2 separate regions of the Homo sapiens genome follow, and region 1 is linked to region 2. The links are chromatin loops, found by intact Hi-C in ENCODE. Cell type or tissue: psoas muscle. All regions are shown on one strand. Links, peaks and the distances in the headings refer to the core of each region. The heading gives the core; the rest is flanking DNA.

What was found. A loop is a pair of places that touch in the nucleus more often than their neighbours do. Peaks named below come from ENCODE experiments on the same cell type or tissue, not always from the same donor. Only the 100,000 strongest peaks of a DNase experiment are listed, where the experiment ranks them.
Region 1: it touches region 2 in a loop (2.8-fold over the local background); 5 of 110 quality-filtered maps call a loop at or near these places.

What each region holds. Positions count from the first base shown.
Region 1 is chr3:179,358,312-179,374,290 of GRCh38, reverse strand. MFN1 (mitofusin 1) reads right to left here. Exons shown (of 18, transcript NM_033540.3): 4 at 15,289-15,451; 5 at 11,809-11,933; 6 at 9,886-9,994; 7 at 9,066-9,173; 8 at 6,699-6,852; 9 at 6,188-6,255. Among named protein-coding and RNA genes, the nearest start is that of MFN1, 19 kb to the right of the region's middle. In psoas muscle, for the core only: no CTCF peak of the experiment used is centred there; no DNase peak of the experiment used is centred there.
Region 2 is chr3:179,581,133-179,596,710 of GRCh38, reverse strand. It overlaps ACTL6A (actin like 6A), which reads right to left. Exons shown (of 14, transcript NM_004301.5): 11 at 15,491-15,571; 12 at 13,263-13,358; 13 at 10,079-10,165; 14 at 8,304-8,781. The coding sequence ends at 8,701. MRPL47 (mitochondrial ribosomal protein L47) reads left to right here. Exons shown (of 7, transcript NM_020409.3): 5 at 2,816-2,946; 6 at 3,972-4,067; 7 at 7,716-8,426. The coding sequence ends at 7,839. Among named protein-coding and RNA genes, the nearest start is that of MRPL47, 16 kb to the left of the region's middle. In psoas muscle, for the core only: no CTCF peak of the experiment used is centred there; no DNase peak of the experiment used is centred there.

The DNA of each region.
Region 1 (15,979 bases), core at 4,929-12,928, 220 kb after region 2:
TGCACTGTCACCAAGGCTGGAGTGCAATGGCATGATCTCGACTCACTGCAACCTCCACCGCCTAGGTTCAAGTGATTCTCCTACTTTAGCCTCCCAAGTAGCTGTAATTACAGGCATGCACCACTATGCCTGGCTAATTTTTACATTTTTAGTAGAGTTAGGGTTTTGCAGTGTTGGCCAGGCCGGTCTTCAACTCCTGACCTCAAGTCATCTGCCTGTCTCAGTCTCACAAAGTGCTAGGATTACAAGAGTGAGCCACCACGCCCATCCTATAAATATATATTTACTATGATTTATCATTTAAAATTTATAAAATTGGGCCGGGCGTGGTGGCTCACTCCTGTAATCCCAGCACTTTGTGAGGCCGAGGCGGGCAGATCACGAGGTCAGGAGATTGAGACCATCCAGGCTAACATGGTGAAACCCCATCTCTACTAAAAATACAAAAAATTAGCTGGGTATGGTGGCACGCGCTTGTAGTCCCAGCTACTCGGGAGGCTGAGGCAGGAGAATGGCGAGAACCCGGAAGGTGGAGCTTGCAGTGAGCTGAGATAGCGCCACTGCACTCCAGCCTGGGCGACAGAGCGAGACTCTGTCTCAAAAAATAAATAAATAAAAATTTATAAAATTTTTATATTACAATTTGTCTTATTTCATTTTTACTTCACAGAAAGTCAAATTCTGCACTGAAATATAGCACAGTAAGTACTATAGATGTTTTATAAGAGACATGTTTATTTTCTATGATAAATTTTTTAAAAATTAGGGATATATTAATTCTCTGATACTCCAATGAATTCATCTTCTCGAACCTCTATATATTTAGCTAATACAAATTGTGGTAATTGCTTCCTGAAGTTCATTACTATCCTTCCTTTAATAAATGGCTTTTAGGCTTCAAAAGGCATTTACTTAATACTCTAGTGCTACATTTCTTATCCTGAAATCATCAGGATGCTACACGTGCATTCAATGTCCTATTTACGACCTATGCTTAGCCTTCATGTCTCTGAAATTATTTGAGCACTCAGAAAGACTATAATCTCTACTGCCATTTTAGCTCCCCTCTTCAGCATTTCGTTTGAGGTAGAGAAAACAAAACAGATTATTTAGCTATAGAGCACATGAGGGTAATTAATTTAGTCAATATTTAACTCTGAAGCCATTACTTTCTTGCATTGCCTAGCTTCATTTTTTCCCATGGTGAAGCTCATTTATGCATCACTTATTTTCACTGATTTTGAAAAAATTAATGTAGGAAGTTATAGCATTCCTGTTCTGTACACACCTAAAGATAAAACATACCCGGATGTTTTCTTCTTTAAAATCACCAATAATTACATAATAGTGAACATTTGTAAACTACTTATTTTTTAATAACTAAAATAATGCATTGACTTTATTTTAAATAAATGCCTCATAAATGTGTCAAATTAACTTCTGCAAAATTATAAAAACAAAAATATTTTTAAAAGGAAAAAGATTAAAATAAAGTCTATATTCCTCGATGAAGCAGATCTAGATATCAGCAATGAAGATCCAAATTTGTAGATAACAGCACAGTGTTAGAGCTAGACGAGACAGAAAAGATCTCCAAAAGTTATTAGGCAATATAAGTTACTGTCTGATTCAAAAATATATAATGATGAGTAAGTATAGAGAAGAAAATAATCAATTAAAAAGTAATCCCACATTGGTGTTCCCACTGATCTGTAGGATATTTAAGAGGTACCTTGAAAAAAGAACATTTTACTCCAAATAAGTATGGGAAGTGTTAATTTAAATAAAGTTCCCCTTCTAAGTTATTTCTCAGCATCCTTACTACACTAATATGCTAATTAATCTCTATGGGGAACATATATAATATGCAGCAGTTCCCAGATTTATTTTATCAGGAACTCTAATCATACATTAATAATATAAATTTATATATGTAATTAAAACATAAAACCAACAAACTTGTCAATTTCCCTTGAAAACAGACCCTACAAACACCTAACATGCTACTCATCACTGCCAACTTATTTTGATATACTTTCAATAGAAAGTGCAAGAAATAGACCTTTCATCTAGATATATCAAATATTAACATTCAGCCCCTTTTGTTTACTTCTCCCCTCCCTCCATACTCGCGCTCGATACTCTCTCTCCTGTGTGAGGGCATATATATATAATATTTATATATAACATTATATATAATATTTATATATGTATTATATAATATATAATATATAATAAATATATATAATATATATAATACATGTCTTGCAATGAATATATAAAATGTATGACCCCCATATATATAAAGAGAGGCATATATTTTTATATATACTTATGTATTATTTTCCTTCCTGAACATTTTGACAGGTCATTACTACATCACAAGCTTGTTACCTAACACATCAATACTTGTCTTCTAAGAAAGAAAACATTTGCACAATCACAAAACAATTGTATTCAGAATATTTACCATTGAGACAATACTATTATCTAACAAACAGTTCATGTTCAAATTTCACCTATCATCCAGGAATGTCCATTACAAAAAAATCCACTGACATTTTAAATAAGTTATTTTTATACGTCTATCTCCCATCATACAACCAAAACTAGTAAGAATTAATGGTGAAATAACTGTGCAAAAGATATTTGGATTTCTAACTTGCCTTTAGAACAATGCAGTCCAAATGCATTTTGAAACTTTCCAAATACAGTTTTAAAACAATAAGAAAATGTATTGACAGACTAACATTGATTTTCCTTTCTTCCTTTTTTTTGAAAGAAAAGAGAGTCTCACTCTGTCACACAGGTTGGAGCACAGTGGTACCTCCATAGCTCACCATCACCACAGCCTCAAACTTCTTGGCCTTCTACCTCAGCCTCTGGGGTAGCTGTGACTATAGTCATGAGCTATCATATCTGGATTTTTTTTTTTCCTGCTAGAGATGTGATTTAGTCTTTTCATGTTTTTGCCCAACCTGATCTCAATCTCCTAAGCTCAAGAGATCTTCCTGCTTTGGCATCCCAAAGTACTGGCATTACTGGCATGAGCCACCAATGCCCAGGCTAATATTGATTTTTTTTATTGCTTTTACTCCATTTAATTTTCAAGCCTTGCTTAAATTAGTATTCTAAATGTTTAAAATACTTAGATCCATTTGAATCAAATGAATCTAAAGAAGTTCACGGCACAGGTCAAATTGATAAAGGTGATGAACTTGATACAGTTTTTCTTTTCACAAAAAATCTTGCACGACTACAAAAAAAAGTAAGCAAATCCCCAAAACAGAGAAAATGTGTGTAAAAGCCACATGATGTGACCACAACACAAAGAAACCAAGAAATTAGTAACCAAAAATTGGATAAAATGAATCAAAACACTTGAATTTTAAAAAGTCTTATATTGATAAGGAAATGCCAAAAGGATAATTAGAAACAAAAACAACAAAAACTAAACTAGTACTGAAAACCTTGGGATACGCCTAAAGCTGCAGTCACAAATTCACAATCCTGAATCTTTTCTTTAAGAATAAGCAAAAACCAATGCATCTTCAACGTAAACAATGTTAAAGACGAACACAGGCCAGGCACGGTGGCTCACGCCTGTAGTCCCAGCACTTTGGGAGGCCAAGGCGGGTGGATCATGAGGTCAGGAGATCGAGACCATCCTGGCCAACACTGTGTAACCCCGTCTCTACTAAAAATACAAAAATTAGCCGGATGTAGTGGTGTGCCCCTGTAGTCCCAGCTACTAGGGAAGCTGAGGCAGAAGAGTCCCTTGAACCCAGGAGCCGGAGGTTGTAGTGAGCTGACATCGCGCCGCTGCACTCACTCCCTCATTCCAGCCTGGCGGCGACAGAGCGAGACTCTGTCTCAAAAAAAAAAAAAAAAAAAAAAAGAACTTAGTGAATGAAACCCCAAAAATGATATTTATTAAGTGATAAATTACATAAGAGCTGGGGCTGTGTCTTTGGATGATAAATCATTGGCAAACCCATTAAGGGTCTGTGTGTGTATGTATATGTAGATATATATTTATATTTAAATATAGAAGTGAGAAACAAGAGATTCAAAACAAACAATTTTATGCTACTAAATTATAAATGTTCAGAAATACACCAATTTCTAAGAAATCAGAAATTACCAAAACTGACTTAAGAAGTAACAAATACCAGTTTTGGAATAAAGCTGACTAAAACTTTCAATGTAATTAATTAACAAAAAATGTTTTGTCTCTTTTTAATACATTCAGACATAATATTTTTTGCCCAGCTGATTGTTTGGAAAAATTCAAATAATTTTTAACTGATTCTCATTTTAGATATTTCAGACTTAAAATTTTCAAACTCTAAAGCTGGACATTCCATGACTTTAAGTAAAAACAAAAAGCTACTGCTCATAAGCAATTTTTTCCATACATAAATTTTAGAATCCCAAATGGACCATTAGAATAAAACATAAACTGCCAAGTTTCCTCTAAAAACATTTAAAAAGAATAGTTCCTAAGTCTGTCTGATTATTGCAATCACTTGGGGAACTTTGAATATATATGTATATAGATTCCTAGACCAACCCCAACCCCCTGGATCTGGGGTTGGGGATAGGATAGGTCAGGAGCCTGTGGTTCTCTAAAGCACGTCATGTGATTCTGATGATCAGCTAGGCTTATGAACCAATTCCCTACAGCATATCTTATTCTTCTCATTCCCACCTCCTCAACGAGATATTCTTGGGAAGCACAAGCTATACCATGAACCAATATGGAAGCAGTATAAATGTGTAACAGAACATTACACAATTATACATTATATAAATGTATAATTTAGAAGAAATCAATGATAAACATACATAAAACACATATATACTAAGGTCAGTAAATAAAGACAAGGAAGTAGAATAGATCCTCTCCCTACATATTTTCCCCATGGATGAAATAACTGATAACAGTGAGGAGAGGAGGCTGAGGTGGGAGGATCATTTGAGCCCAGGAGTTCGAGGCTGCAATGCGCTATGATTGCCCAACTGCACTCCAGCCTGGATAACAGAGGGAGATCCCATTTCTTTAAGAGAAAAAAGAGGTGAGGAGAGCATCAACCCTTTGGTGAAAGCAAAAGGAAAAGAAAAAAAACAAACAATAGTCTTTGAGTAACGGGGACTTCACGTATCCTATAGCTTGGCTTGAGAGGACATCTACTGATAATCCAGTAGCCTCTGAACAATTAGATCTTATCGAGATAGCTGGCAGTGGATTTGCTTTCTTCCAGTTTGTCTTCATCTGTCTAATAACCTTTTTTCTCTCACCAAATTAAAGATGAGAGATAGTAAGCACATTTTTTATTTTAAAAATCCTGCCAAGTATACTCAACATTCATGTCCCCTTTACATTAAAGCAGTTACTACTTATAAGAATAATTACAGACTGAGGTTTCTTCAATGCTGAAGTCACTGTGTTCATTCCTAAGTGGGAAGGTGATATGAATTATACAGGGCAAAATAGGGGTTCAGAAGGTTAATATCTAAAGAACTATTCAGTCAAATGTAGGGTGAGTTTTAATGTCTCTGAATAAAAACACTTACAATGCAACATAAGAAACTAGCCTCCCTCCCCATCTACCACTCAGGCACTTCAATAGTTTCCTAGAAGTTTCTGAAAACGCTGAAGCTCTTTTCTACTCAATTATTCATTTAGAATGTTTGGCACAAAATATGGAGAATGGACATGTGGTAACACAGTATATAAATATAATAAAATTTTGTCAAATGGCATTAATCATGTTTTGTATACTTCTATTAGTCATGCGGCACAAAGTAAAAAAGGATAATGCTTACTTTGCTCTATTATCCATTCCAACAGCAATTACGCTTGTTTACTCTTGTTCCAAATTATTGAATACAGGGAATTTCATTCATTGCACAACACAGCAATATTGAAACACAGTTTCTTATTTATATAAAATACATAAAAATAAGAATAAGGAATAAATTACAATCTTTAATTCTCAATTCTTACAAATCATTTTGCAGGGGCTCCTTTTCTTCACTTTCCACATTTTACTGGCTGTGTCAGTAACTAAACTAAATAACAGCAAAAGTTATTGACAAAGACAAAGGATAAAAATAGAAGATTATGCTTTCTCCAACCAAAGAAAGAGTTTTGTATTAGGCAATACAATCACAAAATTCCTACCTCAAAGATTTGTTCAAAATTCTGAAATTCCTGTAATCTTGCATGAAATCCTTCAGCAAGTGCCACACCTGTAACGTACAGGCAAAGATTTAAAAACCTAGTATGTAGCAAGATATGTTTTCTGGTAGGCTACTGATTTTATAATTTTAAATATATATATATATATATACTTTTTCCCCCGAGACAGAGTCTTGCTCTGTTGCCCAGAGCTGGAGTGCAATGGCGCAATCTTGGCTCGCTGCAACCTCCGCCTCCTGGGTTCAAGCAATTTTCTGGCCTCAGCCCCCCAAGAAGCTGGGATTACAGGTGTGCACCACCATGCCCAGCTAATTTTTGTATTTTTAGTAGAGATGGGGTTTCACCATGTTGGCCAGGCTGGTCTCAAACTCCTGACCTCATGATCCGCCCGCCTCAGCCTTCCAAAGTGCTGGGATTACAGGCGTGAGCCACCGCACCCAGCCAATTTTAAATATTTTTATATTTAAACAGGAAATCTATAGGTAATGCATACCACTTTCTGGCATCCCCTGTGCTTTTTGCTTTCTAGCACTAAGAACTTCCTTTGCTGAAACAAAGAAGATACGATTCTGTGCTTCTAAAGCATTTACAACTTTGAGCTCCTCCACCAAGAAATGCAGGCATCTTTCCATGTGCTGTCTGCGTACCTACAGAGAAAACGGTATTAAAAGAATTCTAATAATTTAAACAAATATAATAACCAACGACTATAGACCAATACTTACTTTATTCACAGTGATATAATAAAAGTTACCATATAACTAATGAATTTAAGAAATTCTAATAAATGAAGTTTGATACTTGATGACAGGAAATCTTTCTCTTAACGATTCTGTCTTTTGAACATCTATTTAAAATTCTGCTGGGCACAGTGGCTCACGCCTGCAATCCCAGCACTTTGGGAGGCCAAGGCGGGCAGATCACGAGGTCAGGAGTTTGAGAACAGCCTGGACAACATGGTGAAACCTCGTCTTTATTAAAAACACAAAAATTAGCTGGGTGTGGTGGCAGGTGCCGGTAATCCCAGCTACTGGGCAGGCTGAGGCAGGAGAGTCGCTTGAGCCCAGGAGGTGGAGGCTGCAGTGAGCCAAGATCGTGCCCCTGTACTCCAGCCTGGGTGACAGAGCAAGACTCCGTCTCAAAAAACAAAGTTAAGGTTGGGGAGTTAAGGTTGGGTAGAATGCATTAACCAGGCATTAGAATTGCAATGTTGGGTTCAAGATTACCACTTGGGCACTGAAGTGAAGATTAAGGGTTAGAAGTTAGGATTTAGTACTAGTCTTTAGTATTATGGCTATGATGAGAGATCTCTATATTAAGACTTGCAAAAATAAATCTAAATAGGAATGCTGAAATATTTAAGGAAAAATAATTTATGAGTGATGCTTCCTAATTCTGAGACCCCAATTTGAAAGAGCAAGACTGTAAGACAACAGTTAATGACAGGAGGATATAAAACATGATGTTATGCAAAATTCCAATTGGGGAAAAATGAAAGCAAATAATTTTATCATGTGAACAGTGATGGGATAGTTTAAGTTATTTTTATCTTGTCCTCTACATATAATAATCTCGTACTACTATTAAAATCAGAAATAGTCTCAAGCAAATTAAATAAATATTATTTATAGTTCAAATTCCAGATACTTCTTTTTAAGTTTCTACAATTGGTGTGACTAAAATGCCAAAAAAAAAAAAAAGTTGAGGATGCAAATCTTATGAAACTCAATCTGCTGGCAGGAGTATAAATCGACACCAAGCACTTTGGAGAACTCTGGTGCTATATATTTACTAAAATCGAACATATTCTTAACTTGTAATCTAGCAGTTTTACCTCTAAGTACATATACCCATGGTTTACTGACGTCTGCATTACTGACGTTTTGGATTGGCCAGTGTTTGCTTGGGGGCCTGTTCTGTGTCAGAGCATGTGTAACAGCATCTCTAACCTCTACTCATTAGATGCCAGTAGCACAAAACCCCAATTGTAACAAAAAAAAAGTATCTTCAGATGCTGCCAAATATCCCATTGAGGTCAAAACTGTCCATCCTCCACACTGAGAACTACCTAACAAAAATGCATACATATGCATACCAGAAGGACATATACAAGCATATGCACAGTAGCATTCATAACTGAATACAGTAAATTAACCCAAATGCCCATCACTGTGAATAAATCAATTGTAGTATAGTCACAGATGGAATACTATACAGCAATGGGAATGCAATACAACTATGCTACGCACAATAATATGGACACATATGACAAACACGTTAAATAAAAACAAAAACAGATGCAAGAGCAGGTATTATATAATTCTGTTATATAAAGTTGAACAACCAGAAAGATTAATTTAGGGGGTCAGAAGTCATGATAAATGGATAATTTCTCCTTGGGAAGTAGGACAGAAGGGAAGTTAGAAGGAGGTAGGTAAGAGGAAGGTTCTGGGGTGTTCAGAATGGTCTGCTTTTTGATCTGGATTTTGAAACAGGTGTGTTAAATTTGTAAAATTTGGCCAGGCATGGTGGCTCAGGCCTGTCATCCCAGCACTTTAGGAAGCCAAACTGGAAGGATCACTTACGATTTATGTACTTTTCTGTTATGTACATTTCAATAACAACTTAAACAAAAAAGAACTTTCAAGCTTTGAAATAACTAGATAGTATAACACAATTTTCCCTCAAAGTAACTTCAGACTTTGGTCTTTATCACATACCTACTTCAGGTTTTCTCTAACTATCTTCTTTTCATGGAATAGCTCTTATAATTTTCTATTCTATAAGCAATATTGTTTTCTCAAATAACAATGTATGTGACTGTATTTCAAAACCTACAAAAAAAAAAATAACAACTTACGTCTTCCATATATTCTGGCTCTGATGCAGAGGCATCCCAACGATTATTGAGAATGAAAATATTAGGCTTGGAAAGCCGCTCATTCACCTTGTGAAAAAAGTGTTTTTCCTGAAAAACAAAAAAAACCCCACAGTACATTCACTATAATTTACATTTATAATTGAAATTTTATTTTAATGAGAAAGTCTGAACCATTTAAACAGTAATTAACACCACTGACAAAGGATCCCAAAGCACTCTATGAGCATTAAACTTTCAAAGATGAAAAAAACTGATAACTTTAAAAAATCATGTTATAATTTTGAATATTAGATTACCTAAACTCTGGAAAGTTTATTTCAGATGAGTCTGGCTCCAGACATCTGGCTAAATAATCTTCTAAGTCTGACAGCAGCTTAAAGTGTACACAGTTAAGCTGAAACCTGGAGTATATTCTGGTGAAGCTGGAAATAGCTGACAATACTGAAAATATAAAAAGCCTTGCCTGATAGATGGCAGAAGGAAGGAGTGGTTTATACTTTATTCAAGAGACTTAAATAAGCATCCTAAAATTTCTGGCACTCATTTTCCCTGAGACTGACAAATAACCAGAAGCTAGAACCATCAAGCCCTATACTGCTAGAGAAATCCAGGGAACTACACACTATAGAAAGACTAGAAACAGCCCTTCTGGTTCTATGAAAACACAAACCCCTTCATTCATGCCTGTTTTTAGAAGTTTTTTCTAATCCACGATATGGATTTCCCTTGCTTTTCAGAATTAAAACAGATACCATTTCATTTCCTACCATCGAAACACAATAATATGATTAAATCCTACCGTATTCATTAGTGTTGATTCAGAGTTTGCGACCAAAACAAAGACATCAGCATCTAGGCAAAACTTATCAATCCAGCTATCCAGCTCTGTAGTGACATCTGTGCCTGGACTAATGAGAGTGAAATAAAAATTGTATTATATTTCTTAAAAAGAAAATTTGGGTTACAGAATTTTTTCAGCTTTTATATATAATTTGAAGTTTAAAAACCAGGATTTCCAGCTGTCATCTGTAAGAAGTCTAGGAAATTTTAACTTAGTGATCTTTGACAAAGCAAATAACATGCTCAATATTTCAATCTTTTTAATGTTTATGCTTTAGATGGCTGAAATATAAAACTAGGCTAATAGATACTAAACAATGAGGGTTCAAGCAGCTATATCCAGTATGGCTCAGAGATGATTTAAGCACTTATAAACACAAATAAAAAAATATAAATTTAATATACCAACTGTACTAGGAGCTGCAGTGAAGAATTTGCCAACAATAAATATTTGTAAAAAGTTAAAAAATTTATTCATTTAAAATTTTTATGGGTATATATTAATTAAGTATACATATTTATGAGGTATATGAAGTATTTTGATACAAGCATACAATGTGTAATAATCACATCAGGGGCTGAGTGCAGTGGCATATTCCTATAATCCTAGCATTTTGGGATGCCAAGGCGGGAGTTTGAGTCCAGGACTTTGAGACCAGCCTGAGCAACATGACAAAACCCTGACTCCACATACACAAAAAAAAAATTAGCTAGGCTTGGTGGCATGCCCCTGTAGCCCCAGCTACTCTGGTGGCTGAGGTGGAAGGGTTGCTTAAGACTGGGAAGCGGAGTTTGCAATAAGCCATGATCCCACCACTGCACTCCAGACTGGGCAACACAGCAAGACCCTGCCTCCGAAAAAAAAAAAAATCACGTGGTAAACGAGGTATCTATCACCTCAAGCATTTATTCTTTGTATTACAAACAATACAATTATATTCTTTTAGTTATTTTTAAATGTACAATTAAATTGTTATTCAGCCAGGTACGGCAGCTCACACCTGTCATTTCAGCACTTTGGGAGGCTGAGATGGGGGGATTACTTGAAGCCAGGAGTTTGAGACCAGCCTGGCCAACATGGTGAATCCCCGTCTCTACCAAAAAATACAAAGATTAGCCAGGCGTGGTGGCTACTCAGGAGGCTGAGGCACAAGAATGGCTTGAACCCCGGAGGGGGAGGTTGCAGCAAGCTGACACTGCGCCACTGTACTCCAGCCTAGGTGACAGAGTGAGACTCTGTCTCAAAAAAATAAATAAAAATCAATTATTTTTCACTACCGTTACCCATTTTGGTACCAAATACTAGATCTCATTCATATTTTCTTGTATCTATCCAACTGTCAATCTTGACTGACTGGGTCATAGATACAATCTGGCTATGAAATAAAGCTAAACTAGTTAACATTGTATTTAAACCAAATATCTTGGTGTCATGAACATCTTCTCTCTCCTCTGTTTCTATGGATTACTTGAAACACTCATTTCCATTTAAAAGGAAAATCCATTATCAAAAACAAAATGGAGCCAGGTGAGGTGGCTGGTGTGTGTCTGTAATCCCAGCTACCCAGGAGACTGAGGTGGGAGAATCACTTGTACCCGGCAGGCGAAGGTTGCAGTGAGCCAAGATCGTGGCACTGCGGCACTGCACTCTGGCCAAAAAAAGTGGCCATCCTTAAAATTTCTTGAAATGGAATCAGAGTGATGAATTGGTGCTTTTATGTAACTTATAAAATAAAACCAATACCATATCTCTTCCTTAATCTAGCTAATGAGAACAAAATGGCAACTGAATGTTGTAATTTTTTATACCATATGCTAAAGTAAGCAGTATTATACTATTAAATAAACTTCCAGAGAAAATGCAATCCACATGTAATTTTACCTGTCTACTAACACCAGGTCATCTCTCAAGAGGGCACATTTTGCTTTTGGCCAAAACACACGTACAAGACAGCCAGCTTTCAAATCTTTGTCCATGTGAAGGGCATGGGCCAGTTGATTAACTGTCTAAAGCAGGAGGAAAAGAAAAAAATAAACTCCACTTGTAATAAAATTCAATAAAAATTAAAAACATTGTGGTACATTTATTTTAGCAAAACAGGTATATAAAAGGTAAAACTCTGAAATAAAACCTTCTGAGCAATCTTGAGAACCTGAATTTTTAAATTTCCAAGTAGAAAAAAAATGGTTCCCTCAAAAAGAACTCCAGCAACAGAATTCTAAGCAACTCCTGATACTGATTTTGTGAAGTATATAAGTTCTGGAGTCTCTGTTCTTTTTGCCTATTTGTATTTTCTGATTCTACTGAAATAAATGTGTATCACTTAGTCATATGGAAGAAATGTCATTAGAAGAAATGTCATTATTAAAACAGGTTAAAATTACATAGCTTTTAACACCCCATAGAAAGGAATGAAATCAAGTCTTTTGCAGGAACATGGATGGAGCTGGAGGCCATTATCCTAAGTCAATTAATGCAGAAACAGAAAACCAAATACTGCATCTTCTTGCTTAAAAGTGAGAGCTAGGCCGGGGGCGGTGGCTCATGCCAGTAATTCCAGCACTTTGGGAGGCCGAGGCAGGTGGATCAACTGAGGTCAGGAGTTTTGAGACCAGCCTGGACAACATCATGAAACCCTGTCTCTACAAAAAATACAAAAATTAGCTGGGCATGGTGGCACGTGCCTCTAATTTCAGCTACTCGGGAGGCGGAGACAGGAGAATTGCTTGAACCCAGGAGGTGAAGGTTGCAGTGAGCCAAGATCACGCCACTGCACCCCAGCCTGGGCAACAGAGCAAGACTCTGTCTCCAAAAAAAAAAAAAAAGTGAGAGATAAACATTTGGGTACACACAGAAATAAAGATGGGAACAATAAACACTGGGAGCTACTACAGGGGTAAAGGTGGAAGGTGACAAGAGCTGAAAAACTACTGAATGCTACATTCACTATTTGGGTGACGGGCTCAGTTGAAGCCCAGACCTATCCATCACACAATGCATCCATGTGATAAACCTGTACATGTAACCAACCCCTGAATCTAAAATAAGGAGGAGGAAAAGAGTGTGAAGAGGACTGGAAGAGCATGGATCAGGAAAATGAGAGATGATTTCTTTAAAATAACAGCATACTTTGAGACTCTGAAGTCACGAGAAGTTTGAATTTTGATTTGCTAAAAATCTTAATCACAAAACAACAGTGATTCCTTCATTTATATGAATTAAAAGCTTGATTAGTATTTTCTTTTCTTTTCGAGACAGTGTCTTGCTCCATTTCCCAGGCTGAGTGATCACGGCTCACTGAAGCCTCAACCTCCCAGATTCAACCAATCCTCCCACCTCAGCCACTCGGGTAGCTGGGACTACAGGTATGCGCCACTATGCTTGGCTAATTTTTGTATTTTTTGTAGAGATGGGGTCTCACTATATTGCTCAGGCTGGTCTCAAGCAATCCGACCAGCTCAAGTGCTAGGATTGCAAGCGTGAGCCACTGTGCCCGGCCTTGAATAGTATTTTCATAAACATCATCTCATTTTTCTAATAACTAATCTGAAGGGTATGCTTATTCTAAAACTTACAGATTGAGTTACCTGATTTACATCAAAGAGCAAATTCACAAAGAAGAACCACCCATGACTTTACCAAGAAATAAAATAGCATGGATCATCAAGCACTGAACTTTTGTGTTTGTGGAAGAGATCTTTAGACTCAAGAGAAAGTAACCACAATGAGAAACAGTGCCTTAACTAACTGCTTTCAGTCCAGAGTCAACATTTTGCATCCTAATTTGTTTTTCCTTTTATTTTTTTTTTTTTTTGGCTGAAGGAGTGGCACTGAATTGAGAAATTTATGAAAGGTAGGGAATTGCCATTGGCCCTCATCTGATAAAGTTAAAATATTTATTCATAAATATACTTACTACATAATCCTGAGGTAAGACAGTTTCTAAAAACACAGATACATATCAAAAACAGATGCCAGGGCCCAATTTCTTAAGCAATTCTGTTTCAAAAAGACAAATCGGAGGCCAGGCATGGTGGCACAAGTCTGTAACCACAACACTTTGGGAGGCCAAGGTGGGACAAATTTGAGATTAAACAGCAATGATACACGATTAAACAGCAATGATACACTTCAATAATGTTAGTCTCAGCCGGGCGTGGTGGTTCACGCCTGTAATCTCAGCACTTTGGGAGGCCAAGGCAGGTGGATCACCTGAGGTCAGGAGTTCAAGACCAGCCTGGGCAATATGGTGAAACCCAGTCTCTACTAAAATTACAAAAATTAGGCAGGTGTGGTGGTGCATGCCTGTAATCCCAGCTACTCGGGAGGCTGAGGGAGGAGAATCACTTGAGCCCAGGAGGTGGAGGTTGCTAGCCAATATCGTGCCATTGCACTCCAGCCTGGGCAACAGAGCAAGATTCCATCTAAAAACAAATAAATAACTAAAATAATGTTAGTCTCACTGGAAGGGTAGATTTAAAAAACTTGTTAATTCTAATATACCTTTAAATTAAGGACAAGTTTTATTTTTTCACTAATTTAGTTATGAAGTGAAAAAAAAATTTAGAGTACTCAAAATACTTAGTGATGGCTTTCAAAGTTAGAAATATTAACAGTGCTTTTTGGCCGGGTGTGGTGGCGCATGCCTATAATCCTAGCACTTTGGGAGGCTGAGGCGGATGGATCACCTGAGGTCAAGAGTTCAAGACCAGCCTGGCCAACATGGTGAAACCCTGTCTCTAATAAAAAAAAAAAAAAAAAAAAAAAGTACGAAAATTAGCTGGGCATGATGGTGCGCACCTGTAATCCCAGCTACTCAGGAGGCTGAGGCAGGAGAATCATTTGAACCCAAGAGGCAGAGGTTGCAGCGAGCCAAGATCACGCCACTGTACTCTAGCCCGGGTGACAGAGTGAGACTCAGTGTCAAAAAAAAAAAAAAAAAAAGGCCGGGTGCAGTGGCTCACGCCTATAATCCCAGCACTTTGGGAGGCCGAGGTGGGTGGATCATGAGGTCAGGAGTTTGAGACCAGCCTGGCCAAGATGGTGAAACCCCCATCTCTACTAAAAATACAAAAATTAGCCGGGTGTGGTGGCGCACGCCTGTAGTCCCAGCTACTTGGGAGGCTGAGGCAGGAGAATCGCTTGAACCCGGGAGGCAGAGGTTGCGGTGAGCCGAGATTGTGCCATTGCACTCCAGCCTGGGCGACAAGAGCGAAATTCCGTCTAAAAAAAAAAAGAAAAATATTAACAGTTCTTTTTATAAGATGTCAGCGATGCAGACATCTTATAAAAATGTTATTAAAGAATAAGTTCAGGACATTGTTTCAGGTATATTATTCTGCTAAAGGTTAAAGATCATACCTTCACACTCTTTTTTTCATCTGATCCTTCTGTCATAAGATAGGCTTTATCTCCATCAGTTCCTTCAACACTTAGGAAGCAATTGGTTATATGGCCAATCCCACTAGGGAGAACTTTATCCCACAACATTGCATTGATAACAGAGCTCTTCCCACTGCTTGTCCTGAAGAATATACAAAATCATGAAAAACAAAACATAACAGTAAAAAAAGTAGTTCTTTCACTGGGTCTAATATCAACTTTTTTAAAATCCAAATTTTGTTAAGATTTCTTAAGACTGCATTTTTATGAAAAGATTAACCACTTGGCTTACACAAATACTAGCAATGTACATTTCAGAAAAAATAAAGTGCAAGAAGACAAATCCCACCTTTCTCACAGTAGTATCCTCAACTTTTCTTTCTTGCTTTTTGTGGCAATTCGAAATCACAGGTCAAAATTCTGCAACACTACTCCTATCACAAGATGGGGTCTAATATCCCATCTCCTTAAATCTGGGCTGGTTTGTGACTGCTTCAACAAATAATGCACATCAGAAGTGACAGTGGGTGGCCAGGCGCAGTGGCTCACGCCTGTAATCCCAGCACTTTGGGAAGCCAAGGTGGGTGGATCACTTGAGGTCAGGAGTTCGGGACCAGCCTGACCAACATGGTGAAACCCCATCTCTACTAAAAATACAAAAAATTAGCCA
Region 2 (15,578 bases), core at 7,404-15,403:
CACCAAACTCTAGGCTGGGTGACCGAGCAAGACCCTGTCTCAATAAATAAAAAATAAAAAGTGCATTGACAAGTAAGGATGCTTTATAAAGAACACGTTATTTGATGAAAAAGCTTTTGCTATAATGGTGCTGTTACAGAACTTTTGAACTTCAACCGTGGATTATCTGCTTTAAATATGTATTTCAGAGGTGAACTTCAGCCCAGTAGGTTATATGTACTGCACTTTCTCAATCAGTAGAACCCAAAATAATAAAAGTTTACTCCAGAGAAGCTGAAAGTGACCATAATTTTTTCAAACTTCATATACATCTGGTGTTTCCAGTGTTTTGTGACATACTACTAAGGAAACTTTATTAAGCAAAAATGTAAAAAAAATTCTCAATATAAGATAGAAACCGAAGATTTGGAACTGTTTAAGGAAGAGTAAAAGAGAAAAGAATTATAATTGGGATATAATTCTTATCACTGATGTGAGTTGATATCCAGTTGAAGCATATTACAGACAAATTTTACTTAGAGAATAATATAAAAATTAAGGGAGAAATTATATAATTCTGGCACAATAGTTAGCTATGATTGTAACTAAAGTATTAACTATCCATTTGAGATAAATGACCCTCACTATATGTGCTTCTCTTCAGAGTATTAGTATCTATTTATCACACAAATAAATGACATGTTAGTCCCCTTGTGTTTGAAATACAGAAACAAGGCAAATGTTGAAAGATTGATTATAATTTTGCAAGTGTATCTTTTTGTCTCTTTTAAAAACATGTGTTTCAAGGGCTACTCTGTAATGTTAATTCTTGGCTGTAAAGAGAAGTGTATACTCTTACCCTGGAACACAGTCCTATTTTATATTCTCTCAACTGACGCTCCTGGCACTGAGAAACTTATAGAAAAGAAGGCTCTTTGAGGTTGACTTGTTTTCAATAAGGTATATCTAAATAATACTTTTGATTTTCCTTCACATTTCTTGGCATGAACTTCTGAATGTTAATTCTGTGGACTTGGTAGCCATTTACTTTCTATCTTTGTGAGCTAACACTGGATTTCAGCTGGAAGCCTCAAGTCTTACCCTTGCTTAGGCAAACTCTTTAATGCAGTTAGTGAACAACCAGCTTTACTAAAAATTTCTAAAGATTAGAGAGTTTTATATAAAGCCCTTATCAATGTGGTCCCTTTACTCTCCTAAGTTTGCTTGTCTTCAAAATAGAATTTGTCTTAGTCATCATTTCTTTTTCAGGGATTTTGTAGAAAATAAAATAGTTAAGAGGAAGGCATGTGAATTCAGCTACTGTAAGGCATTTAGTGAAGTTGAGGATAGCAGAAGTGCTGAGTGTGAACTGAGCAGGTTATGGGCCAGGTGCAATGGCTCACGTCTGTAATCCCAGCACTTTGGGAGGCCAAGGCAAATAGATCACTTGAGCCCAAGGAGTTTGAGACCAGCCTGGGCTACATGGCAAAACCCTGTCTCTACCAAAAAAATACAAAAATTAGTCGGGTGTGGTGGTGCATGCCTGTAGTCCCAGCTACTTGGGAGGCTGAGGTGGGAGGATTGCTTGAGCCTGGGAGGCAGAGGTTGCAGTGAGCCAAGATCGTGCCACTGCACTCCAGCCTGGCTGACAGAGCTAGACCCTGTCTCAAAAAACAAAAACAAAACTGATTATGAAGTAATTTATCTAAATTTGTGGCTTTCATATCTTTTTCAGATCTCATAGCTACCTGGGGGATTATAATCTGTGCTTTTTTTGAGGATTCTTATGAGAAACAAATGTGCTTATGCAGTATTTGATATCTGTTGTGATGCTTAAGGGACATACACATAAAATGGCTCTCAGTATGTATTTAGGACTATGAAAAAGTTTGGCCCATCTCACATTACAATCCCCAACATATGAATATTTATATGTAAACAAATAGAAGGCCGGGTGCGGTTGCTCATGCCTGTAATCCCAGCACTTTGGGAGGCCAAGGTGGGCAGATCACCTGGGGCCAGGAGTTTGAGACCAGCCTGGCCAACATGGTGAAACCCCATCTCTAATAAAAATACAAAAAATTAGCCGGGTGTGGTGGCAGGTGCCTGTAATCCCAGCTGCTCAGGAGGCTGAGGCAGGAGAATTGCTTGAACCTGGAAGGTGGAGGTTGCAATGAGCCAAGATCACGCCACTGCGCTCTAGCCTGAGTGACAGAGCAAGACTCTGTCTAAAAAATATATATATGTATAAAACCCTGCCAATATATACATTATAAAACAATAGAAATCTTAAAGAGGTAAAAATAAATAGAAGTTTAATAGTATCATCTTGCATCTTGATAAATCTTTGGAGATTCATATCTGGATGGACTGCTATTCCTTTCCCTGTAGTAGCAACAGCTACCAAGCAGGCCACAATATCTGTGTCTGCATGTCAAGGACACAGTGATTAGTTGAGACCAGAACATGTCTTTTTTAATATAATGAAAATAGCAAATTATTATCACTTCTTATTAGCTCATTGAGTTTTGAAATAACATGAATCAAATTGGGTCTCCAAAAGGAATCTATGTAAGTGTATCTCACTCCAAACAAAACTAATGGAAATATATTTGTAGTTAAAACTGTAAGCTTTTTAAAAAATACAGAAAGTGGTAATCTAGACACCCATGTAGACATACTTGTGCCAAAAAGATTTTTAGGAAATACTTAACAGAGTGGTTCTTTGGCATAAATATTCATAAGTTTTCTGTAGCAGAAGTGTTTATACATTCTCTTTTTTGGGAATTTTGTAGTAGATGATTGTTGAAATTGTATCTTTCTATTCTCTTTTCAGGTAGTAGATTCCATGGATGCATTAGATAAAGTTGTCCAGGAAAGAGAAGATGCCCTAAGGCTTCTTCAGACTGGTCAAGAAAGAGCTAGACCTGGTGCTTGGAGAAGAGACATCTTTGGAAGAATCATCTGGTATGTAGTTAACACTGTGGCTCTTCTAAGATGAGAGTGGAAATCCATGCCTCATTCCCCTGCCCAATATCTTTTAAAAAAAAATTTGTACCATATGAGATAATATTAGAGATATGTCTAATAAAAGAAGAGGCCCCACACCCCTTTGGACTTTAATGAAGGAGGATATGAATGAAGGTAGCTTTATCTGGTAAAACCAGCCCAGACATCCCATTCCTATGATTCAGTTACCTATAAGTCTTTATTGTAGTGGTTCTTAGTCTTATATGAATCACAAGGCCTTTTGAGAATTTGATGAAAGTTAGGGATCGTTTCCTCAGAAAAATGTACATGTACACATATCACTTCAGAAGGTATAAAATCCATGAAGCTAACTTCAGGACACACACCTGCCCTCTTTGCACATTGAGAACCTGGAACTATTTTTTTTAAAGTCTCAGGGAATGTCACATGAACCAGTTTCAGTTTGCTCCCACTGCCATCAGGATAAGCCCTAGGGCAAATTATGAAGTAGTTTATTTTTTATACCTCCTTGTTTCTCCTACATTCAAATCCCAGAGTCTTGTCAGCCTTTGGGAAAGGATCTGGTAATCAGCCTTCATGCTGAGGTGTAAATAACTGAGAAGACCTGGTGTAAATAAACCTCCTTCGGTGGGGAGGCTGTTCAACCCAAAGGTAAATAAACCTCCCCTCAGAAAGAGGTTTATTTACCTTTGGGCTGAACAACCAAGATGAAATATCATTAGACTTTTAAACGTAGGCAGAATGGGGAAGGCATTTTGGTTAGAGACCTTCCCTGTACTCTTGACATTATACCACTTAACTCATAACTCATTCGGTAGGTTCTTTTAATGGGGTTTAAGTCCAACACAGAAAAGAGAAATTGCCAAAGCATCTCACTAAAAATGTTTATGTTTTATTTTCTACTAATTTTTATTTGGACTAACCCTTTTGAGGTAAATTAGGAAAGTGAAAATGTATTAAATGTTTTCTTTAAGGCAAATAACTTTTTGCTTTATTGGCAGGCACAAGTTCAAGCAGTGGGTTATACCTTGGCACCTAAATAAAAGATACAATAGGAAACGATTCTTTGCCTTGCCTTATGTGGACCATTTTCTCAGGTGAGCACAAGCACCTTTAATAAAACATATTATCTTTATACCAGATGACATATGGTCATATATCATACCAGATGACATAAAGAAAGCTTAAGCTGTCTTTAAATTTTAATTTCTGTTATTACATAAGTATTATAAAAAATAGGAAAGTCAGGCTGGGTGCGGTGGCTCACACCTGTAATCCCAGCACTTTGGGAGGCCGAGGTGGGTGGATCACGAGGTCAGGCGATCGAGACCATCCCGGCTAACATGGTGAAACCCCGTCTCTACTAAATATACAAAAAATTAGACGGACATGGTGGTGGGCACCTGTAGTCCCAGCTACTTGGGAGGCTGAGGCAGGAGAATGGCGTGAACCCGGGAGGCAGAGCTTGCAGTGAGCAGAGATCGCGCCACTGCACTCTAGCCTGGGTGACAGAGTGAGACTCCGTCTCAAAAACAAACAAACAAACAAAATAGGTAAAAAAGAAAATTGAAGTCATATATAAGCTCACCTTCAGAAATAGCCACAGTCAGCCAAGCGTGTTGGCTCATGCCTGTAATCCCAGCACTTTGGGAGGCCAAGGCAGGCAGATTACTTGAGGTCAGGAGTTTGAGAACAGCCCGGCCAAAGTGACAAAACCCCATCTCTACTAAAAATACAAAAATTAGCCGGCCATGGTAGCATGTGCCTGTAATCTCAACTACTTAGGAGGCTGAGGTACGAGAATTGATGGAACCTGGGAGGTGGAGGTTGCAGTGAGCTGAGATTGCACCACTGCACTCCAGCCTGGGCGACAGAGTGAGACTTCATCTCAAAAAACAGAAAAAAAAAAGAAATAGCCACTGTTAACATTGTAGTATGTATCCTTTCAAAAGTTTTATTGCCTTTCTATTCTTGTATCTATATGTAAATGGAAAAATTTCTACTGTTATGTTAAAATGAAGGTCCAAATAATTCAGTTGCATACAATGTGAGTTCATGTTATTGCAAGGCTGTTGAAAAGAAATGGCGCTAGGAAGAGAAGTCTGTTATATTATATCTAAACTCATGTTGTCCTGCAGAATGTTGATCTCCAAATATTTCCTTTAGCACATTTTTCCTGCATTAGGTTTATCATTGAACAGGGAGAACATAGGGCTTCTGTTATGATAGAGGAGTGCAGTGTTCCCATGAACCACTCACTGGTAACTATACAAACTTAAGATTTTTTTTTAAAGAGCTATTTTAAAACACTTGGGCCATATCCAAAAGGAGACAAAGCCAGAGGATATAGTTTAATCCCCAAAACTGCAATTAGAAGGGAAAAGTATTGCTAGTTTATGGTTTCCTGGGCCAAGGGTGCTATCCAACTCCCATTGCTGTGGCTCCAGAGAGAGACAGGGCAGAGGAACCGAAGGGCTCCTGGCTAAAGGTGCTAGAAATCAGAATTCAAGGCTGGGAAGGCAGCTGGAAAATTAAAGGGGAAATCATAGCAGCACGATAGCAGCACAAGAACCACAGCTTTTAACAACTCTTGAATAATACGTTCTACTTTTAGCAAGTTCCTCAGAAACCGATTTTCCCGCCCCGATTTTCATACCAAAACAAATTTTTAAAAACAATTTAAATAGGAATGGAATGTATCTTTAACCTTGGCTTTAAAGTGTTTAGTGTACTTTAGAATCACATTTAAAATTACTCATCTCCCTACTGAACCAGCTACCTCTCATTTTATCTGTAGTACATCCAGTCTACATTAGCCCTAAACCGTCAGTCATCTTTTTCATCACCATTGCTATATATTTAATCAGTCCTTGATTTAATTCTTGCTGCAGAATGTCTCCAGGATCTGTCTTTTCTTCTCCCATTGTCTTTGCCCTAGTGCAGTCTGTGTCTTCATCAAATTGAATTACCGAACTTCTTGACTCCAGTCCAATCAAGTATTGCTTCCTGGCTAATTTTCCTCAAGACTTTTTTTTTTTTTTTTTAATCACATCAGGCCTTTTCAGAAACATACAACAGCTTCTTGTCTACAGGACAAAATCTTAAACTCTTTTCCTCCCAGTATTCCTGCAAGTCTTAGCTACCTACCTTTCATCGAAGTCAGAACTCTTGCCTTGTTTCCTAAGTGTTCCTTGCTTATTTTCCACTGTTGCTTCTTCTGTTGCTACAGCTTTTAAATCTTTGCTATTCACATTTAAGACCTAGTTGAGATGCTAAGCAACTGAAGAAATCTGACCACTTTTTCTCTGAGATTGCTCCAAGCCCAGGGTTGTGCTGTTTGATCCTTTTGTCCCTTAGTCATACAGGGTGAAGTTATAAATCACTTTTTTTCTTTTTTTTTTTTGAGATGGAGTCTTGCTCTGTTGCCAGGCTAGAGTGCAGTGGTGCGATCTCGGCTCACTGCAACCTCCACCTCCCGGGTTCTAGCGATTCTCCTGCCTCAGCCTCCTGAGTAGCTGGGACTACAGGCATGTGCCACCACGCCTGGCTAATTTTTGTATTCTTAGCAGAGACAGGGTTTCACCATGTTGGCCAGGATGGTCTTGATCTCTTGACCTCGTGATCCTCTCACCTCGGCCTCCCTAAGTTGGGATTACAGGCGTGAGCCACTGCACCTGTCCATGACATAACTTTTAAAATAATGTATGAGAATGTATCAATCCAGTATCACTTTTACAGGTTTTATACATATTCTAATGATTTTGTTTTTGAAACTACCTTTTTAAGCCTCACCTTCAGAATGTAGCATCATCATCTTAATATTAAGAATAGCAAACCTTTATTCTTTCAGATGGGTCTTTGTTTTTGTAAATGGTCAAAATTTAGTTGGAGCAAAGACTGATGAATAGAATGGGTAATCTCATTTTGACTTTGTTCAGCCTTTATACTTTTTTTCCTATATATGTGCATATTTTTTACTTCATCCAGCTGTAATACGTGTTATCTCAATTTTCTATGACCTCTCCCATAGCACTGGCATATTGTATTGTCTTTTTTCCCCCCAAAACCTCATTTGTAATAACTTCAGCAGTACATCTTTATTGCTGTATTTTATATAAACTTATTTCTATTGACCAATATCCTGTAAGATATCAATTCAAATAGAGCTTGGTATGCAAGGATTTTTTTCATTTTCAATTTTTACAACTCCCAAGTTGACCCTACAGGTCAAGTAATTTATGTTGTAATTTATGCAGCAAATGTGTCATACCCTGGGATACTGATGTGTGGGAACAAACTCATTTAAAGAATAGTAAGTCTAGCCAGAGCCTAAGAATTTATTTTTGGCATCATGAGAGATATCCTGAGACTTATGGGAATTCCCTACTTTCAAATAGTACTCACTCTAGCTTATCATTTCCCCTATACACAGAATAACACTCTGCTAAGAGATGATGCTTAGTCATATGAGGATTGAACTTAAGGCCCAATTTGTTACAGGTTCATAATATCTGGACATTCTTTCTAGTCAGGAAATAGGGATAGTTGGTATAGGGTTTCAGATGCTCTTGACTTGTGTAGGTTTACAGTGATTACTATTCAAGTTTAATAATATATATAACACACCAAATACAGGGACTGGCATGTTTGAAGCTTTGATGTAATTGATTTATGCATATTTTGATAGTATTGAATAACAAGGAAATATTTTTGTATAAATTGCTGTTACGCTTTTTTTATTCTAGACTGGAACGTGAGAAACGAGCCCGCATCAAAGCACGGAAGGAAAATTTAGAGAGAAAGAAAGCAAAAATTCTTTTAAAAAAGTTTCCACATCTTGCTGAAGCCCAAAAGTCAAGTCTTGTCTAAGATGTCTGAACTATTAAATTTACCATTTTGTTTTTCTTGAATAGTCTGTGTACAGGAGTAAATATGTTAAGTGGTTTATAAAGAAATTCTGTTTTTAGTCAAGTGACTTTACTAATCAGTTGTTCTAAGTGTGAATATGGCATGCTAATTAGCTAATTTGGTAGAAGCTAATTTGCTTCTAAAAATCAGGTATAAAGTTCAGATGAGATTCCCACTTTATAAATTCTGACATTTAAGCAGGCTTTAAATGTCACCTGCTACCTTAGAGTGTGAAGGTGATGGTAACTGCCACAGCAAAGGCAATACCGTAGTTTTTGAATTTGAATAATAGTTTTACCTCTGTTGTTAATAGGCTATGAAGAGGATGTGGGTATTGCTGTTAATAAACGGAGGACTTTGATTCAAAATAATGAGAAATACATTTAGTCCTTAAAGTAGTAATCACAGTGCACAACAGTCCAAAATATATTTCTGGAATGGCTAATTTTTATTTAATTCTGTAAGCCTAAGGTAAAAAGCATAGGCAGTAACTTTTACTAGTCAATAAAAAGCAGTTCTACCAATCCACTGGTAATTAATACACTAAACAGAGTTGGAAAGCATTTTACTGAAAGCAAAATATTTAGAGAAAATAGACATTTATACAAAATTATAAAATGCTTGTAATAAGAATAAGTGCATTTCAAGGAAAGCACAAACTTAATTTATAGAGCCAGTTAAAGCTTTAAAAAATTTAAGTGGAAATTGAAATATGCAAAAATGTATAAACATTCTACAAAAGATGGTCATTCTTTTCCTGAGTATACTAAAGCTATGAAACGTAAGGTGACAAAAGGAAGGTAGAAGCTTGGGAACTCTTTCTCAAGGGCATTTTCTTTCTACACACTGCTTCCCTCCTTCTTCATATTCTTGCTTGGAAATCCACATCTGTTGAAAGGTACCCTGTAAAATGGAAAGAAATTTATATAATTATGCCTTACTTCTTACTAGAAATGGCTTAAAAAATTTTTTTTTTTTGAGAGAAGGTCTTGCTCTGTCAGCCAGGCTGGAGTGCAATGGCGTGATTGTAGCTTACAACCTCGAACTTCTTGGTTCAAGGGATGCTCCCACCTCAGCCTGGGACTCCAGGGGCATGCCACCTTGCCTAATTTTAATTGTTGTAGAGATGGGGTCTCACACTATGTTGCCCAGGCTGGTCTCATACTCCTGGGCACCTGTGATCCTCCTGCCTCAGCCTCCCAAAGTGCTGGAATTATAGGTGTGAGCCACTGCACCAGCGTTTTTTTTAATATCTTATTTTCGTAACTCCTAAACTTTGAATAATTCATTTAAGAGTCCCGTCCCCCAAAATAGTACTCGATTATTTCTGCCCTCCTCCAGAACCATCCAAACACACTATTTAGCCTTGCCTTTATGGTTAAAAAGAATACTAAGTCCTTCTGTATCTGTTACATTGTCAGGATTTAGAAAATATCTGGCAAGGAAGACTGAGGGTTTAGGTGTGATGGCTTGATGCCAACCTAAGGCAATAACAGAAACTGTCAGAAGGCTTGAATGAGTACTTAATGACATTTACTTTTGTTGCTCTGAGGTAAAGGGCATCCTCCCCCTTTATATACAGTATACATATATATGTATATAAACTGTATATATACAGTATATATGTATATACATAAGTAACTATATATACAGTATAGATATAAGTATATAAACTGTATATAAGGGGAGAAATGCTCTAAGTCCAGGATGCAGAAAAGTACAAGGACTTTTTGTCCTTATTCAAGGCAGATGGTAGTCCAAGCAACATCTTACACCCCGCACCATGACTTCACCATTTGCTCCAAGACCAATTCCTGACTTCCTAGACCTCACTGTAGATCTCACTGCAGACTGGGGAATGACCAGAACTTGAGAAGCAATGTTTTCATTTTAAATGCACTCCAGACAAGCCCTGACCAGTGCCAATGGGGGTATTATTAGAAAAGGCATGCATACATTAACATATTTCCACCTCTGTTTGAGAGGGGACATTGAAATTAGGCTGACAAATGTCCACTAATTAGGCAGAGGCATTTTGTTACATCAGAACACATAAAACTGGTTATTCCATTAGGTCTTCCACTCATTTGACAGTTATAAAATGCACAGACAAATGAAGCACTGGAATTATTTTTTGTATTTTTACTAAATTTAGTATAATTCAGTAAGAATATTTTTGCAAAGTAGCTCATCTACTAACCAAAGAGGCTAGAATGGAGCCGCCAATCCATGAGCTAAACCTCCGTTCCACTGTTGTATTATTTGCAATCAATTTCAACCGCATACTCTGAAATAGAAGAATATGCATTAGTACAATCAAATCTTGTGACTCAACTTAGAAAATTCTTTTTTTTTTTTTTTTTTTCAAATAGAGACAGGGTCTTCCTCGCCATATTGTCCAGGCTGGTCTTCACATTTGCACTCAAGCAATCGGCCCATCTCAGCCTCCCAAAGTGCTGGGATTACATGCATGAGCCACTTGCACCCAGCCAGGAAATTCAATTTTGACAGACTTCATAATGGCTCCCTGTGGTTCAAACACTGATTAAAATACGGTAATTTTGAAATAGCCAAGATAACAAGCATAGGTTAGACTAATGTACAGACTTTTAAAAGTACTTTGATTATGGCTTTTAACATGCGATTATATGATGAGAAAACATACAAACTTTAAAAAGCTGCATACTGAAGTATAGCATTCACAATTTCTATCCTAAAATAGCAAATCCACACCTAACACTATAAATCTGGTGCTGTGCTAAGTCTTTATTATTTCATTTCATCCAACACCAACCTAATTATCATCCCAATCTGTCTCCCTTTCTGTAGTCCTCCCCAACCTTCTAACTGCTTCCTTTCTAGGCTTTCATGCTATCCTAATCCCTCCTTAGTTCACCCCAACCCTTCTAAATAAAAACACAACCATCAGATATCAGGTTAGTTTTTTATTCATACTATTTCCTTCCAAATTAGTGCTTCTGTTCTGACTCTCATTTTCTCTTGATAACACAATTTTATTGCACAGTACTATCCCCTATATCTCACTTCCTATATGAAGAGGTTTTTTTCTTTCTCTTACCAAGGAATCTGCCTCTGGGGACAGTTCTCAAGTTGTTGACATCTTCCTATTATTCTATAAATGAACATATTTTTGGGGCTTTTCAAAGTGAAATAAGTATGTGTGCAGCAAGGGTGGGTAGAGTATGGGATATGGGTGGGTAGAAGGTACTGGGGATAGGGTAAACATGGGTTTTTGTAGGTAAGAAAGATTGGTAACTATTAAATAGAATTTTTTTCCTGTTCTTTCAGAGATTGTTATCACCTCCTAAAGGACAAGGATAGTTTCTAACTGGCCTTGACCACAGCTTGGGCCATGCTTATCTGTATTCATTATTCAGGGACTTTCTATGAAATCTAATCATTAGTATTATAGACCGGTGCAGTGGCTCACGCCTATAATCCCAGCACTTTGGGAGGCCGAGGCGGGTGGATCACCTGAGGTCGGGAGTTTGAGATCAGCCTGACCAGCACGGAGAAACTGCATCTCTACTAAAAATAAAAAATTAGCCGGGTGTGGTGGAACATGCCTGTAATCCCAGCTACTTGGGAAGCTGAGGTAGGAGAATCACTTGAACCCAGGAGGCGGAGGTTACAGTGAGCTGATATCGTGCCACTGCACTCCAGCCTAGGGGACAAGAGCAAGACTCCATCTCAAGTAAATAAATAAATAAATAAATCTCCAATCAATCAATCAATCTAATGATTAGTATTATAATTCAGGTATGCTCTAGATCTCCAAGAATTTAGAAAATACAAGGCAGATGTCAACTGTGTGCCTATATATTTAGATATCACTTTTAATAATAGAAATGTGGCACACGTAAAACATTATTTTATATGGGAAGCTAAAAGACTATTAAATATACAGATTTATAGATATTGTTAGGGCATATGTAACCACTAATAAGGTTTTTTAAATGTAATCTTCAGTGCAGAACACCTTACAAAAAAAGCACTTGAAGTTTTGTTGTTGTTGTTTTTTTTTCCTGAGCCAGAGTCTTGCTTTGTCACCCAGACTGGAATGCAGTGGCATGATCTCGGCTTACTGCAACCTCCGCCTCCTGGGTTCAAGCGATTCTGCTGTCTCAGCCTCCCAAGTAGCTGGGATTACAGGCACGTGCCACCGTGTCCGGCTAATTTTTGTTATTTTTTTTTTTTTTTGAGATGGAGTCTTGCTCTGTTGGAATGCAGTGGTGTGATCTCAGTTCACTGCAACCTCCACCTCCCGGGTTCAAGCAATTCTCCTGCCTCAGCCTCCCGAGTAGCTGGAATTAAGAGGCTCCCGCCACCAGGCCCAGCTAATTTTTGTATTCTTAGTAGAGATGGGGTTTCACCATGTTGGCCAGGCTGGTCTCCCTGACCTCATAATCCATCTGCCTCGGCCTCCCAAAGTGCTGGGATTATAGGCGTGAGCCACCACGCCCAGCTGATAGAAATTTTAAAGTTAAAAGATTATAACTGTCATTCTGTTACCGAAGTACTATATAAATTACCTTCTCAAACCGAGTTTTTCTATTCTTTTAAAAGTTATTATAATATACCCACTGATCTTTTTAAAACAAACATGAGCTCATCAGTCCACTGCTAGATTTTATCCTGTGAAGAAGGAGGTATTTTCCCCTAGAGATTCAGCATAGCTCCACTGACACCTTGAGGCTTCTAGCCTCAAGAACTATAAGACAACAAATTTCTGTTGTTTGAAGCCACTAACATGTACTTTGTTACGGCAGCTCTAGGAAACTAATCCATCTTTCTAGCCATATTGCTTTCCCCACTTACGTAAAGACTAGAAGCCAACTACTTTGAATTACTGGAACATACCTGTCTTCTCTTAGTATTTTTGTAAATGGTTTTATTCCCTCCATCTAGATATCCTTTCATAAATTAGCAATGAGTTGAACTATTCATTCAAACTATAGCTTCTTCAGGAGGCTATCCTCTGATACTCCTAGAGAGTTAAGTAGTGGCTTCTTGGTGTTCCCAACAGCACCTCGTTCATGACATACTGAATTGTTGAGCATGTTACAGTCATCATTTTCTGCATGTCTAACCATCCTAGTAGACTGAGCCCTTGGTGTGCAGGGACTAGTGCCTAGCAGACTATACATATTTAAATATTAATAAATGAGATTCAAATAATTTAAGAGAAACTAATAGATGTCAACTAGGAAAACGATTAAAGGATATTAACTTTAGTGATACTATACCAGGCACACACAAAATATCATGTATCTATTGAAAAATGGACGCTTATCTACAAAATTACACCATCAGTGAGGAAATATATGACTGAAGAATACCATTAAAGAACAAACAGAACTTACTGGAGGAGTTTTCTGAGACAGCTCTCTATTCAACCTGTCAGTAAAACTCTGTATTAGTGTGTTTCCTCCTGCCACTATTACACTGCCATAGAGACCCTAGGATAAAAATACAAGAAAAATCAATTAGTTCCATATGTTTCCAAAAGTTTTAAATACAACTACAAATATAACCATGTGCTCTACTACAATTTCCCTTTCGTTTTTTGGAAATGTTTTACTATTATATAGAACTAATAGCTTAATCCATCAATTCTCCATCCTGGCTGTACATTCAACTCATCTAAGGAGCTTTTAAAACACAAATTCCTAGGGGCAATTAAATAAAAATGTCTGGGGATGGGATCCAGGCAAGGTTACTTTTAGAGACGGGGTCTCGTTATATTGCCTACATTGGAATGCAGTGGCTATTCACGGGCACAGGCATAGCGTACCACAGCCTCAAACTCCTGGGTTCAAACAATCCTGCCTCAGGCTCCCAAGTAGCTGGGACTACATGCCACTGTACCTGGCAGGCATGGTTTTTAACTCCCAAGATTATTTTAATGTGTACAAAGTTTTAAGAACCACTAACTTAAAGGAATCATTCTAAAAATCATAATTTTTTTTTGGCAGATAGCTGCCAATATTTAATTAGAAGTACATTTTATAATGACTTTATCTTAGAATGCTCATCTGGAAATATTAATAGCAACCACCAGCCAAAAATTAAAATTACAAATATTTTGAAAAAGAATGCTTATCTGTAAGTTAGGATATTCAAAGAATGCTCATCTGGAAATATTAATTGCAACCACCAGCCAAAAATTAAAATTACAAATATTTTGAAAAAGAATGCTTATCTGTAAGTTAGGATATTCAAAATTAGACAATTATTTTATGATTATGACAGACAATGATAAACTCTGAACATATTCCTCGCCAAAATTATTGCTACTTTTCTCTTTTGCAGAGGTAAGCATCAGAAGCACATGGGAGCTTTTCCAAAACACATATGCTAAGCCCTTCCCAAATAAAAATAAATTACTACTTATAAGCAGTGTATTTACTTTGAATTTGCATGTATGCATCAGAAAGTTAAATGTCAAACTGTTTTAGTGGGTAAGTTCCTATTTTTAAAACATACTTCAAATGTCTAAATCATCTAAATTTTGAAGTAGAAAATGGAATGCAAAAGTATCTCATTAGTTAAAAGGAGAAACTTCACTAAAAACAGTTATCACTGTTGCAATAAATATACTTCAATTCAATTACCTTCCCCGAAAGGTGGAATTGTATTTGCGCTAAAAAAATCCCAAACTTATACTACTATTGTCCTAGAAACATCACATGCCTACTAGGTTACCAGGTGAAATAAAGGTAAAATAAAGTATGATTTTCATAGCCACTCAAAGCCTTTTTTGAATAACATAGTAGTTATTAGCACTATGCTTTAAGCAAATTAATTTACTCAAAATCTAGGCAGTATGTGGGTGATAAGCTGAATTGGGTTTAAATAAGATAAAGTAAGTCCTCATTTAATGTCATCAATATGACCTTGGAAACTGACTTTCAGCAAAATGTCATGTAACAAAACCAATTTTTTTCCTGAAACAATGTCCTTCAAGGACCTACTGTACATCGTTTCAGTTAAAGTTGCAGTCTCCAAGAACCTATCACTGATAATGAGTGAAGTATATAATATGGAGTTAGTATTTAAAACCTGACAAAGCACAAAAAATATGAAGAGCATTTAAAATAAACTTCATGTAAAAGTTACTCATATAATTTAAACCACGCCTTCCTGAAAAATAAAAGTAGAAGTTGTGCTATCTGTAAGAAAATCACCAACAATACATATTTTGGTTTGCCACATTTCAGGAAATCTCTAGCGCAGTCTACAATAACTTTCTGTGATGATGCAAATGTTCTATATCTGCGCTGTCTGATGCAGCCACTAGCCACATTTATAATGAGGCTACTACAACTGAAGAATTGAGTTTTATGTTTTTATCTATTTTAAATTTAAATTGCCACATGTGGCGGGTAGCTACAAAACTGGACACCATAGCTCTAGAGTTTCACATTTTTCCTTTTCTAGTACTTCATCTTTTTACATATACTGTTATAAAATGAACCTCAAAGTCAATGACACTGACAACCATTAGATCACTGTCAACCTAACAATGATTTGGGGACATTTCAGTCCCCTAAAAGATACCTTTAAACCGTAACAGGAGACTGGCACTTACTGGTCTGATGTCAATATCACACATCCCAACACTTGTGGTGACAACATGACTGACTCCTAACATTGTGTTTCCTGATAACCCCTACAAC